Linked DNA regions of Homo sapiens: region 1 is linked to region 2. Evidence: read pairs that join two places in POLR2A ChIA-PET (ENCODE). Cell type or tissue: HepG2. All regions are shown on one strand. Each heading gives the region's core, and the rest is flanking DNA. Links, peaks and the distances in the headings are about the cores only. Region 1 overlaps RPL23 (ribosomal protein L23). Region 2 has its middle 17 kb from the start of EPOP.

Region 1 (5,369 bases), core at 292-5,291, 190 kb before region 2:
TCAATGACTGGCTATACATGGTAGCTTCTCCTGGAGTGAGGAAGGCATTCAAATGGCTGGGCGCGGTAGCTGGCACCTGTAATCCCAACACTTTCGGAGGCCAAGGCAGGCAGATCATGAGGTCAGGAGTTCAAGACCAGGCTGACCAACGTGGTGAAACCTCCTCTTTTCTAAAAATACAAAAATTAGCTGGGCGTGGTGGCGCACCGCCTGTAATCTCAGCTACTGAGAGAATCGCTTGAACCTGGGAGGTGGAGTTTGCAGCGAGTCGAGATTGCACCATTGTACTCCATCCAGCCTGGGCAACGGAGCAAGATTCCGTTCCCGCCCCCGCCCCAAAAAAAGGCATTGAAGTTAAGATAGACTATATAGTTAGATCCTGGACACACACATGGATTTTGAGGAATGATGTGAGTTTGTTTATGTATGTACATTTTAGCAGTTAACAGATTTGGAGTAAATTGAATATTTATAAAACAACAGTAATTGCCATGTAGGTTTACTGTCATAGTGGAAGATGATTAAGTTGATGGTACCTACAGGTATTTTGCTATGAAAATGTTTTGACAAACAGGATGATCGTGTAATTTATGTTCCAAGCTCTAGTTTGAGAATGGAAGAATGTGGTAAATTTTTGCCAACTGAACAGGCATAAAGCGCTGATAATAAGGGACTTGGCCTTAAGGTAGGAGGTTGTTAGCATTTCTTTCTAAACGTGTAAGAGTTTATTTAGGTGACACCCAGCGTTTTGGAAAAATGGGTGTTTGTTTAGAACAATAATTTGGAGGGAAGTGGACTAAACAGGGTTTTTAGATTAAGGTTTGTGTTTATGTATCTGTATCTGCAAATACTCAGCCATAAATGTTTCTACCTGTAAGTTGGGTATAATACAAGCTCCACTTGGTATCAAAAAGGACTACCCTTAGTGTCTTCCATGACTAGTTATGGAATGTACCAGACCTAGAGAGGAGTTGTTCTAACCTGGAGCTTTTGAAAATGTTTCCGGTCCATACCCTAGACCAATTAAGTCAGACTGCAGAATAGGACTCAGACATCAGAATTGTGAAGCTCCCAGGAGATGTCAAGGTATACCCAAGACTGAGAACCAGTACCCTGTCTAGACTGAACCAGGCTTGGTTTTAGAAGTATTAAATCTCGCCTGGGTACGGTGGCTCACACCTATAATCCCAGCACTTTGGGAGGCTGAGGTGGGTGGATCATCTGAGGTCAGGAGAGTGAGACCAGCCTGTCCAACATGTTGAAACCCCATCTCTACTATACAAAATTAGCCAGGCATGGTGGTGCATGCTGTAATCCCAGCTACTTGGGAGGCTGAGGCAGGAGAATTGCTTGAACCCCGGAGATGGAGGTTGCAGTGAGCTGAGGTCGCACGATTGTGCTCCAGCCTGGGCAACCAGTGAAACTCTGGGGGGAAAGAAAAAAAATGTATTAAATCTCTAGTTTTAGAGAGTTACACCATAACATCCCTGAGTATGGTCAATTTCAAGTCAGCTTTAGTGTGACAAGCCCCTAGGCCCACCATTTATGTCTTTATATATTATGGCAATATATGATCCTTATATATTAACCACTAATCGCTGCTGTTTTTGAATGTTATCTTTTCTGAGGCAGTCTTGCTCTGTCACACAGGCTGGAGTGCAGTAACACCACTGAAGCTCACTGTAACTTTGAACTGCTGGACTTGGAATCCTCCTGCTGTGGCCTTCAAAGGGCTGCAATTACAAGTGTGAGCCACTGCATCCCACCTCACATTTTATTCTTTGGAGATTTTTTTTGACTTGGATTAAAAAACTTTATATTTACACTTCACTAAATGTTTTCCTTTGTCAGCTGGGCATGGTGGCTCACACCTGTAATCCCAGCACTTTGGGAGGCCGAGATGGGCTGATCACCTGAGGTGAGGAGTTCAAGACCAGCCTGGCCAACATGGTGAAATCTCGTCTCTACTAAAAATACAAAATTAGCTGGGCGTGGTGACGCGTGCCTGTAGTCCCAATTACTCCGCAGGCTGAGGCAGGAGAATTGCTTGAACCCAAGAGGCAGGGGTTGCAGTGGCGGAAGTTGCAGTGAGCCAGGGAGACTCCATCTCACTCCTGGGCTCCAAGAGACTCCTGGGCTCTTGTTGCCCAGGCTTGAGTGCAGTGGTGCAATCTCAGCTCACTGCAACCTCTGCCTCCTGGGTTCTAGCGATTCTCCTGCCTCAGCCTCCCGAGTACCTGTGACTACAGGTGCCCGCCACCACGCTAGGCTGATTTTTGTATCTTTTTTTTTTTTTTTTTTTTTTTTTTTTTTAGCATTTTTTTATTTTGAGACCGAGTTTCGCTCTTGTGCCCAGGCTGGAGTGCAATGGTGTGATCTCGGCTCACTGCAACCTCCGCCTCCCGGGTTCAAGTGATTCTTCTGCCTCAGCCTCCTGAGTAGCTGGGATTACAGGCATGCACCACCACGCCTGGCTAATTGTGTATTTTTAGTAGAGACCGAGTTTCTCCATGTTGGTCAGGCTGGTCTCCACCTCCCGACCTCAGGTGATCCGCCCCCCTCGGCCTCCCGAAGTACTGAGATTACACGTGTGAGCCACTGCGCCCGGCCAGATATATATATATATATATTGTTTCCTTTGTCACTGTTTATATTCTGCAAGTTCTTTCTAGGTAAAAGTTTTAATAGAATGGATTCAAGATATCAGATCTGATTTATAGTAGCTTGCAACTTGAACAGTAATACATGTACTTTCATAATAAAAATAGTAGTAAATATAAAAAAATAGTAAATTCACTACAAGACCTAGTGGAGCATGCCTATTATCCCGGCTACTCTGGAGGCTGAGATGAGCAATTCTGAAGTCTAGCTACAGGCACGCAAAAATTGGCCGGGTGTGGTGGTGTGTACCTTTAGTCTCAGCTACTCTGGAGGCTGAAGTGGGAGGATCACTTGAGGCCAGGAGGTCAAGGCTACAGTGAGCAATGATCACACTACTGCACTCCAGCCTGGGCAAGACTGTCTCTATGAAAAAAACAAAACAGGCCAGTTACAGTGGCTCACGCCTGTAATCCCAGCACTTTGGGAGGCCGAGGCAGGCAGATCATGAGGTCAGGAGATCAAGACCATCCTGGCTAACGGTGAAACCCCGTCTCTACTAAAAATACAAAAAAAATTAGCCAGGCATGGTGACGGGCACCTGTAGTCCCAGCTATTCAGGAGACTGAGGCAGGAGAATGGCGTGAAACCGGGAGGCGGAGCTTTCAGTGAACCAAGATCGTGCCACTGCACTCCATCCTGGGCGACAGAGTGAGACTCCGTCTCAAAAAAAATTAAAAAAACCTCCATCTCGGCTGGGTGCGGAGGCTCACGGCTGTAATCCCAACACTTTGAGAGGCCAAGGCAGGTGGATTACCTGAGGTCAGGAGTTCCAGATCAACCTGGCCAATGTGGCGAAACACGCGTCTCTACTAAAAATACAAAAATTAGCTGGGTGTGGTGATGGGCGCCTGTAATCCCAGCTACTCAGGAGGCTGAGGCAGGAGAATCACTTGAACCCAGGAGGTGGAGGTTGCAGTGAGCCAAAATCGCACCATTGCACTCCAGCCTGGGCGACAATAGCCAGACTCTGTCTCAAAAAACAAAACAACGGCCGTGGTGGCTCACGCCTGTAATCCCAGCACTTTGGGAGGTCGAGGCGGGTAGATCACCTGAGGTCAGGAGTTCAAGACCAGCCTGATCAACATGGTGAAACCCTGTCTGTACTAACAGTACAAAATCAGCTGGCTGTGGTGGTACATGCCTGTAATCCCAGCTACTTGGGAGGCTGAGGCAAGAGAATCGCTTGAACCCAGGAGGCAGAGGTTGCAGTGAGCCAAGATCGTGCCATTGCACTCCAGCCTGGGCAAGAAGAGTGAAACTCCATCTCAAAGAAAAAACAAAAACAAAAAACAACAACAAAAAAAAAACAAGGCCGGGCATGGTGGCTCACGCCTGTAATCCCAGCACTTTGGGAGGCTGAGATGGGCGGATCACGAGGTCAGGAGTTTAAGACCAGCCCGGCCAGAATGGTGAAACCCCGTCTCTACTAAAAATATAAAAATTAGGCCAGGCGCGGTGGCTCATGCCTGTAATCCCAGCACTTTGGGACGCCAAGGCGGGCGGATCACGAGGTCAAGAGATCGAGACCATCCTAGCTAACACAATGAAACCCTGTCTGTACTAAACAAAATACAAAATATTGGCTGGGCGTGGTGGCGGGCGCCTGTAGTCCCAGCTACTGGGGAGGCTGAGGCAGGAGAATGGCGTTAACCCGGGAGGCGGAGCTTGCAGTGAGCCGAGATCGCACCACTGCACTCCAGCCTGGGCAACAGAGCGAGACTCTGTCTCAAAAAAAATTAAAAAATCAGCTGGGAGTGGTGGCAGGTGCCTGTAACTCCAGCTACTCGGGAGACTGAGACAGAAGAATCACTTGAACCCGGGAGGTGGAGGTTGCAGTGAGCCGAGATCGCGCAATTGCACTCCAGCCTGGGCGACACAGCGAGACTCTGTCTCAAAAAAAAAAAAAAAAAAAAAAACCCAAAAAACAAACAAACAAAAAAAACACCTCCGTCTCTACAAAAAAAATTAGCTGGGTGTGGTTGTGTGTATCTGTACTCCCAGCTACTCTGGGCTGAGGCAGGAGAATGGCTTCAACCCAGGACGCGGTGGCTGCAGTGAGCCTAGATCGCTCCACTGCACTGCAGCCTGCGCGACAGAGCGACACTGTCTCAGAAATAAATAAAATAATAAAATATGTAATTTATATAATTACCTAGATCCAATGCTGTATGTGGAAACTAAAGGAAAAAGAAAAAGAAAATTAGCTGGAGGAAAAATATGGTAATGTGTCCCCCCACCGTTTTGTTATTTTAAAGGAAAGATAAGGCCAGTCCTGGTGGCTCATGGCTCTAATCCTCCCAGCTTGGGAGGCCAAGGTGGGCTGATCACTTGAGCTCAGGAGTTCAAAACCAGTCTGGCCAACACAGCGAAACCCTGTCTCTACAAAAAATACGAAAATTAGCTGGGCCTGGTGGCGTGTGCCTGTAATCCCAGCTAATTGGAGGCTGAGGCAGAAGAATCGCTTGAGTCCGGGAGGCAGAGGTTGCAGTGATTCCGGATCGCAACGCTGCATGCCAGCCTGGGAAATTGGAGTGAAACCATGTCTCGAGGGGAAAAAAACAAGCATAAATAATAGCGGGTGAAAATAACTCGGGTGGGGCTGGGCATGGTGACTCACACCTGTAATCCCAGCACTTTGGCAAGAGGCCAAGGCGAGAGGATCACTAGAGGTCAGAATTTTGAGACCAGCCTGGCCAACATGGTGAAAC
Region 2 (5,369 bases), core at 69-5,068:
CAGGCTGGATGGGGAGCGTCATCCAGCTCCCCATTCAAATTGGCCAGGTGCAGTGGCTCACTCCTGTAATTCTAGCACTTTGGGAGGCAGAGGTGGGAGGATTGCTTGAGGCCAGGAGTTCGAGACCAGCCTGGGAAACATAGGGAGACTCTGTAAACAATTTTTTTTTTTTTTTGAGATGGAGTCTCGCTCTGTCACCCAGGCTGGAGTGCAGTGGCGGGATCTCGGCTCACTGCAAGCTCCGCCTCCCGGGTTCACGCCATTCTCCTGCCTCAGCCTCCCCAGCAGCTGGGACTACAGGCGCCCGCCACCACACCCGGCTAATTTTTTGTATTTTTAGTAGAGACAGGGTTTCATCGTGTTAGCCAGGATGGTCTCGATTTCCTGACCTTGTGATCTGCCCGCCTCGGCCTCCCAAAGTGCTGGGATTACAGGCGTAAGCCACCGCGCCTGGCCCAAAAAATTTTTAAAAATTGGCTAGGTGTGGTGGCTTGTGCTTGTAGTCCCAGCTCAGCTACTCAGGAGGCTGAACGGGGAGGATTGCTTGAGCCCAAGAGATCAAGGCTGCAGTGAGCTATGATTGTGCTGATGCACTTTGGTCTGGGTGAGACAGCAAGACCTTGTCTCAAAAAATAAATTCATAGTAATGCCCCTCCCTCCATCCCTTCCTCCTCTACATTAACCTTGGCATAAAGAGAAGCTGCAGGTAGCCTCTGAGGGGCTTCTCCCCTTGGTAGGGACAAGGACTGAGAGGCATCTGACCAGAAGCGGGAGGGAGGGCTGGGTTTAGTTAAGACGAAGGTGTGGGCACCTATTTCTAGATCTTGCCAGGGATGTGGGAAGGGGCAGCCTGCATTGTTTTCTGCATTCCTCTGGGCAAGGACACAATAGGGCCAGGGCACTCTGCCTAGGGACCTGGCTGCATCAAAAGGACCTCCAGTGCCAGGAGGGAGAACCCTTCCTCCTCTGGACCCTGAGTGCTCCATTCAGGGAGACATCGGTTTGTCTGTTCCCCCAGCGCTGAATGCTCCTTGATCTGAGGTCCGTAAGTCCCAGACCCATAACCCACCGCATCGCCTGTGTATAATGGGAGCGGGGAGTGTAAATGCCAGGATCCACATGGGCAGTGGGCCAGCCCCCGTGCCAAGCCTCTTTGGGGGAGGAAGTGCTCTCCCCACCCCAGCCTCGCGCCCACCCTGCCTCCAGCTTCCCACTTCCTCCTCCATCTGAGCCTTGCAGCAGCAGCACCTCCTCTCTGGGGCCCAGCCAAGTAGCACTCAGCCCACGGCAGGCAGGCTCACAGCAGCCACAGAGCAGCCTTGCTCCCCGGCACCTGCTCCTCTCCTCTCCCAGCCTCCTCCGGACCCTCCCTTCCTGTCTTCTGCAACCTGGAGTTTGCACGGAGAGCCCCCTGTCATGTCTGGGGCTCTGTGTTGGGTGCCTGGTTGGTCCAGTTGGTCCAAGTCCTGATGAGCTCTATGTCACCCTGAGCAAATGTGGCCATCACCTCTGTTAGTCCTTTCTGAGTTCCAAGTCAGTCCAGACCCCTGTGGCCACTGTGGGTTCCATGTCACTCTGGACCAAAACGGGCACCACTTCAGTCTAATCCCTGTGGGCTCTGTGATTTCCTGAAGCAACATGGGCGCCCTATCATTCAGTCCCACCCCACCAGGCTCCATGTCACTCCAGGCCCTGTGAGCCCTGTCTCAGTGTGGGCTGCTACAGGCTCCCTGACACCCTGGGCTGGGTTCTGTGTTGGTTTGGGCCAAGTTAGGTGTCCTATAGTTCTAATTCCATGACAGGCTGGACACTGTGGACAGACACCATCTTGATCAGCACCGTGGACCTCCCCTTAGGCCAGACGCCTTTGGGCTCAGCCTCTGATCCCACTCTGGACTCTTGTGGGTCCTGTGTTCGCCTGAGCCAAAGGGAGCTCCGTGTTGCTCTAGCTCCTTGTAGTCCCTCGCCACTTTATGGGGGCCGGGAGGCCAGCAGCACTGGCATCACCTGAGTCTTGCTAGTAATGCAGACTCTTAGGCCCCACTCCAGGCCTCCCTAATCGGAATTGCATTTACCAACAAGATCCTAGACGATCCTGGCACATGTACAAGTTTAAGAAGCGCCATCATCAAATGCATGCTGACCTGAATCAAGGCAGGAACCTTGCTGACCTAATTCCACGTGAGCTCCATGACACCTGGGCCAGTGTGGTGACAAGAGACACCCCCCCCCCGCCCCGTGCCCCATGTGAGTGGAGGTGTTCTCCCTCTAGACACCCCTACTCCTGCCACACAGGTCTATGCCTCTCCTCTGTCTCCCCTTCTTTTCTTCCACTCGGAGGCCTTGCCTCTAACCAACTTCCTTCTCCAAAACCAATGCCCATTCCCCTGCCCAGCGTGTCTGGCACCCCCTGCACAGAATCCAAGCACAAAGGGCTTTTGTCATCCCTCACTCTGAGCCTGGCTCTGGGGCTCCTCTTGACCCTCCCTCCCGGCCAGCCTCCTGCCGCCACCTCAGGCCACCCCAGCTGGAGGCTGCTGCGGTACTTTTCCATCCCTGCTGTTCTCTGCCTTACACACACATTGCACAGATAGATCCAAAGTCTATATCTATATATACCTCTCACCCCCCCACCCCCGGACGTCGTGCGTCTCGTTTGCCAGGCTGTGGTCGTGCAGTCTGTCGCTCGTTAAGGCTCTGTCTCAGATTTGCATGTTTAATATTTTATCCAGGAAGTGCTTCTGGCTGGGGCTCCGGGAGGTGGTGTGAAGCCGACAGAATGTCAGGCCCCGGAATGGTTGCTCACGGGTGGTGGCGGTGGGATGAGCGTCTGCGGGACTGGGGATGGTGACGCCAGTTCCTGGCTGCTTGTCTGGGCTTCAGCATTGGGGTGGGGTGGCAGGAGGTGGGCTTGGGGAGAACATGTTGGAGATCAGCTCCCCCAGCTGCACGGACAGCTTCCCTTCTTTGGGCCACATGGCTATCAGAAGGAGGGGCCCCGAATTTGAACTTACTTTTTAGGTTCAGCAGCTCCACTAGGTCTTAGTCACTTCCGTGTCCGGGGATTTTCCAGGAGGAAGAAGCCCTTTGACTCCATGGGGAAATGGCGGTAACTCATCCTCTTCCTGGTTCACCCTGTACCCGGGACAAACCATGTAGGAGAACAGAGTGGGAAACAGAAAATGGGCTGCCACGGTGTGACCTTGGGGAGCCATTGAGCTCTTCTTTTTCTTTTTTTTTTTTTTTGAGACAGAGTCTTGCTTTGTCGCCCCGGCTGGAGTGCAGTGGCGCCATCTCAGCTCACTGCAACCTCCACTTCCCGGGTTCAAGCAATTCTCTGCCTCAGCCTCCTGAGTAGCTGGGATTACAGGCACTCACCACCATGCCCAGCTAATTTTTGTATTTTCAGTACAGATGGGGTTTCACCATCTTGGCCAGAGTGGTCTCAAACTCCTGACATCAGGTGATCCGCCCGCCTCGGCCTCACCTCCCAAAGTGCTGGGATTACACCGTGTCTAGCCAAGGCCAAGGTCTTTTTTTTTTTTTTTTTTTTTTTTGAGACGGAGTCTCGCTCTGTCACCCAGGCTGGAGCGATCTCAGCTCACTGCAAGCTCCGCCTCCCGGGTTCACGCCATTCTCCTGCCTCAGCCTCCCAAGTAGCTGGGACTACAGGCACCTGCCACCGTGCCCAGCTAATTTTTTTTTATTTTTAGTAGAGATGGGGTTTCACCATGTTGGCCAGGCTGGTCTCGATCTCCTGACCTCTTGATCCGCCCACCTCGGCCTCCCAAAGTGCTGGGATTACAGGCATGAGCCTTTTTTTTTTTTTTCTGAGATGGAGTCTCTCTCTGTTGCCCAGACTGGAGTGCAGTGGTGTTATCTCAGCTCACTGCAGCCTCCACTTCCTGAGTTCAAGTGATTCTCCTGCCTCAGCCTCCCAAGTAGCTGGGATTACAGGCACGTACCACCACGCCTGGCTAATTTTTGTAGAGATGGGGTTTCATTATGTCGGCCAGGCTGGTCTTGAACTCCTGACCTCAGGTGATCCTCCCACCTCAGCCTCCCAAAATACTAGGATTACAGGCATGAGCCACTGCGCCCAGTGTATTGAGCTCTTTGGGTTCCTGTGGGTGACAGGAGAGGACCACAAGCATCTTTACCCTCGCTGCCCCCCAGCATGTTAGAGACCTGAGTCAGTGGCAGGCACTACAGAGCACTGAAGAAATCCCTTCTGTTCCCAGATATTTGTAAATAACTCAGCGGGCAGGAGGGGGAAAGGAGGGAGAAAGATGAGGCTCTGGCCCAAGGGCAGATGGAATTATCTGAAGATGGAGAAAGGGAGGCGGGGAGCAGACAGACACAGGCCTTTCATTCTGACCCTTGCCAGGCATGAAGTGCCTGATTGTGCTTGTGTCCAGAGGGCTCAGTGGGGCCTGGAGGTCAGAGGGAGAAGGGATTGCCTGCTCCATCCCCCAGGTCCCTCGGGAACAAGCTCTCCACACAATTCTGCTGCCGTCTGGTGGGGGTCAGACAGAAAGGGATTCTTTTTTTTTTTTTTTTTTTTGAGATGGAGTCTCGCTCTGTCACCAAGGCTGGAGTACAGTGGCGCAGTCTTGGCTCAATGCAACCTCTGCCTCCCGGGTTCAAGCAATTCTTGTGCCTCAGCCTCCCGAGTAGCTGGGATTACAGGCGTGCCACCACGCTGGCTAATTTTTGTGTGTGTGGGTATATATATATATATATAGTTTTTTTTTTTTTGTAGAGATGGGGATTTACCATGTTGTTCAGGCTGGTTTTGAACTCCTGACCTCAAATGATCCACCTGCCTGGGCCTCCCAAAGTGCTGGGATTATAGGTGTGAGCCACCACGCTCACCCAGAAAGGGCTTCTTAGCAACAGAGGGGGCATGGCCCCAGGTCCCACTCTCCCCACCCCTTGCTGAGTTTCAGGGCCTGGAGGTTTATCTGTGCAGAATTTCTGGAGTCAGCCCTGGTTGGGGCAGGAGCAGACGAAGGGGGTGTGAGTGGGAGGATGTATGTGATTATCTCTCAGCCTGCAAAGGGGACCTCCTCCTACCTCAGACAGTTCCACATTTGCTCCCAGCTGCTCCTCCCCCAGGTGCCAAGTTGGGAAGTTCTTCCCGGCGTCTAGCTTCAGCTCTTTCCACTGCCACTGCAGTGCGATTACTCTCTGTTCTGCTATTTGGGGGCCGGAGGGGAGGCAGTTAGGGATCTTCACGTCCTGGGGTTTGTGCCTGATGTGGAAGCCAGGAGTTCAGTCTCCCTCTCCTGTTCGTTCTCTGCCCACATCCATACAGCAATGAGCCCCTATGTAAAGGGATGCCCTCCTGCCGGCACCCCACCATCCAC

What was found. ChIA-PET counts read pairs that join two places held together with the same protein. Peaks named below come from ENCODE experiments on the same cell type or tissue, not always from the same donor. Only the 100,000 strongest peaks of a DNase experiment are listed, where the experiment ranks them.
Region 1: POLR2A ChIA-PET joins it to region 2 with 5 read pairs; 2 of 35 experiments call an interaction of 5 or more read pairs at or near these places.

What each region holds. Positions count from the first base shown.
Region 1 is chr17:38,844,321-38,849,689 of GRCh38, reverse strand. It overlaps RPL23 (ribosomal protein L23), which reads left to right. Exons shown (of 5, transcript NM_000978.4): 5 at 1-1,830. LOC124903994 (a long non-coding RNA gene) reads right to left here. Exons shown (of 3, transcript XR_007065743.1): 2 at 4,814-4,838; 3 at 1,400-1,425. Among named protein-coding and RNA genes, the nearest start is that of SNORA21B, 4.7 kb to the left of the region's middle. In HepG2, for the core only: no CTCF peak of the experiment used is centred there; a DNase peak (open chromatin) is centred at 2,939.
Region 2 is chr17:38,654,849-38,660,217 of GRCh38, reverse strand. No RefSeq gene overlaps it. Among named protein-coding and RNA genes, the nearest start is that of EPOP, 17 kb to the left of the region's middle. RefSeq lists enhancers at 1,013-1,512, 2,928-3,222. In HepG2, for the core only: no CTCF peak of the experiment used is centred there; DNase peaks (open chromatin) are centred at 587, 2,587, 3,027 and 4,357; H3K4me3 peaks cover 756 bases.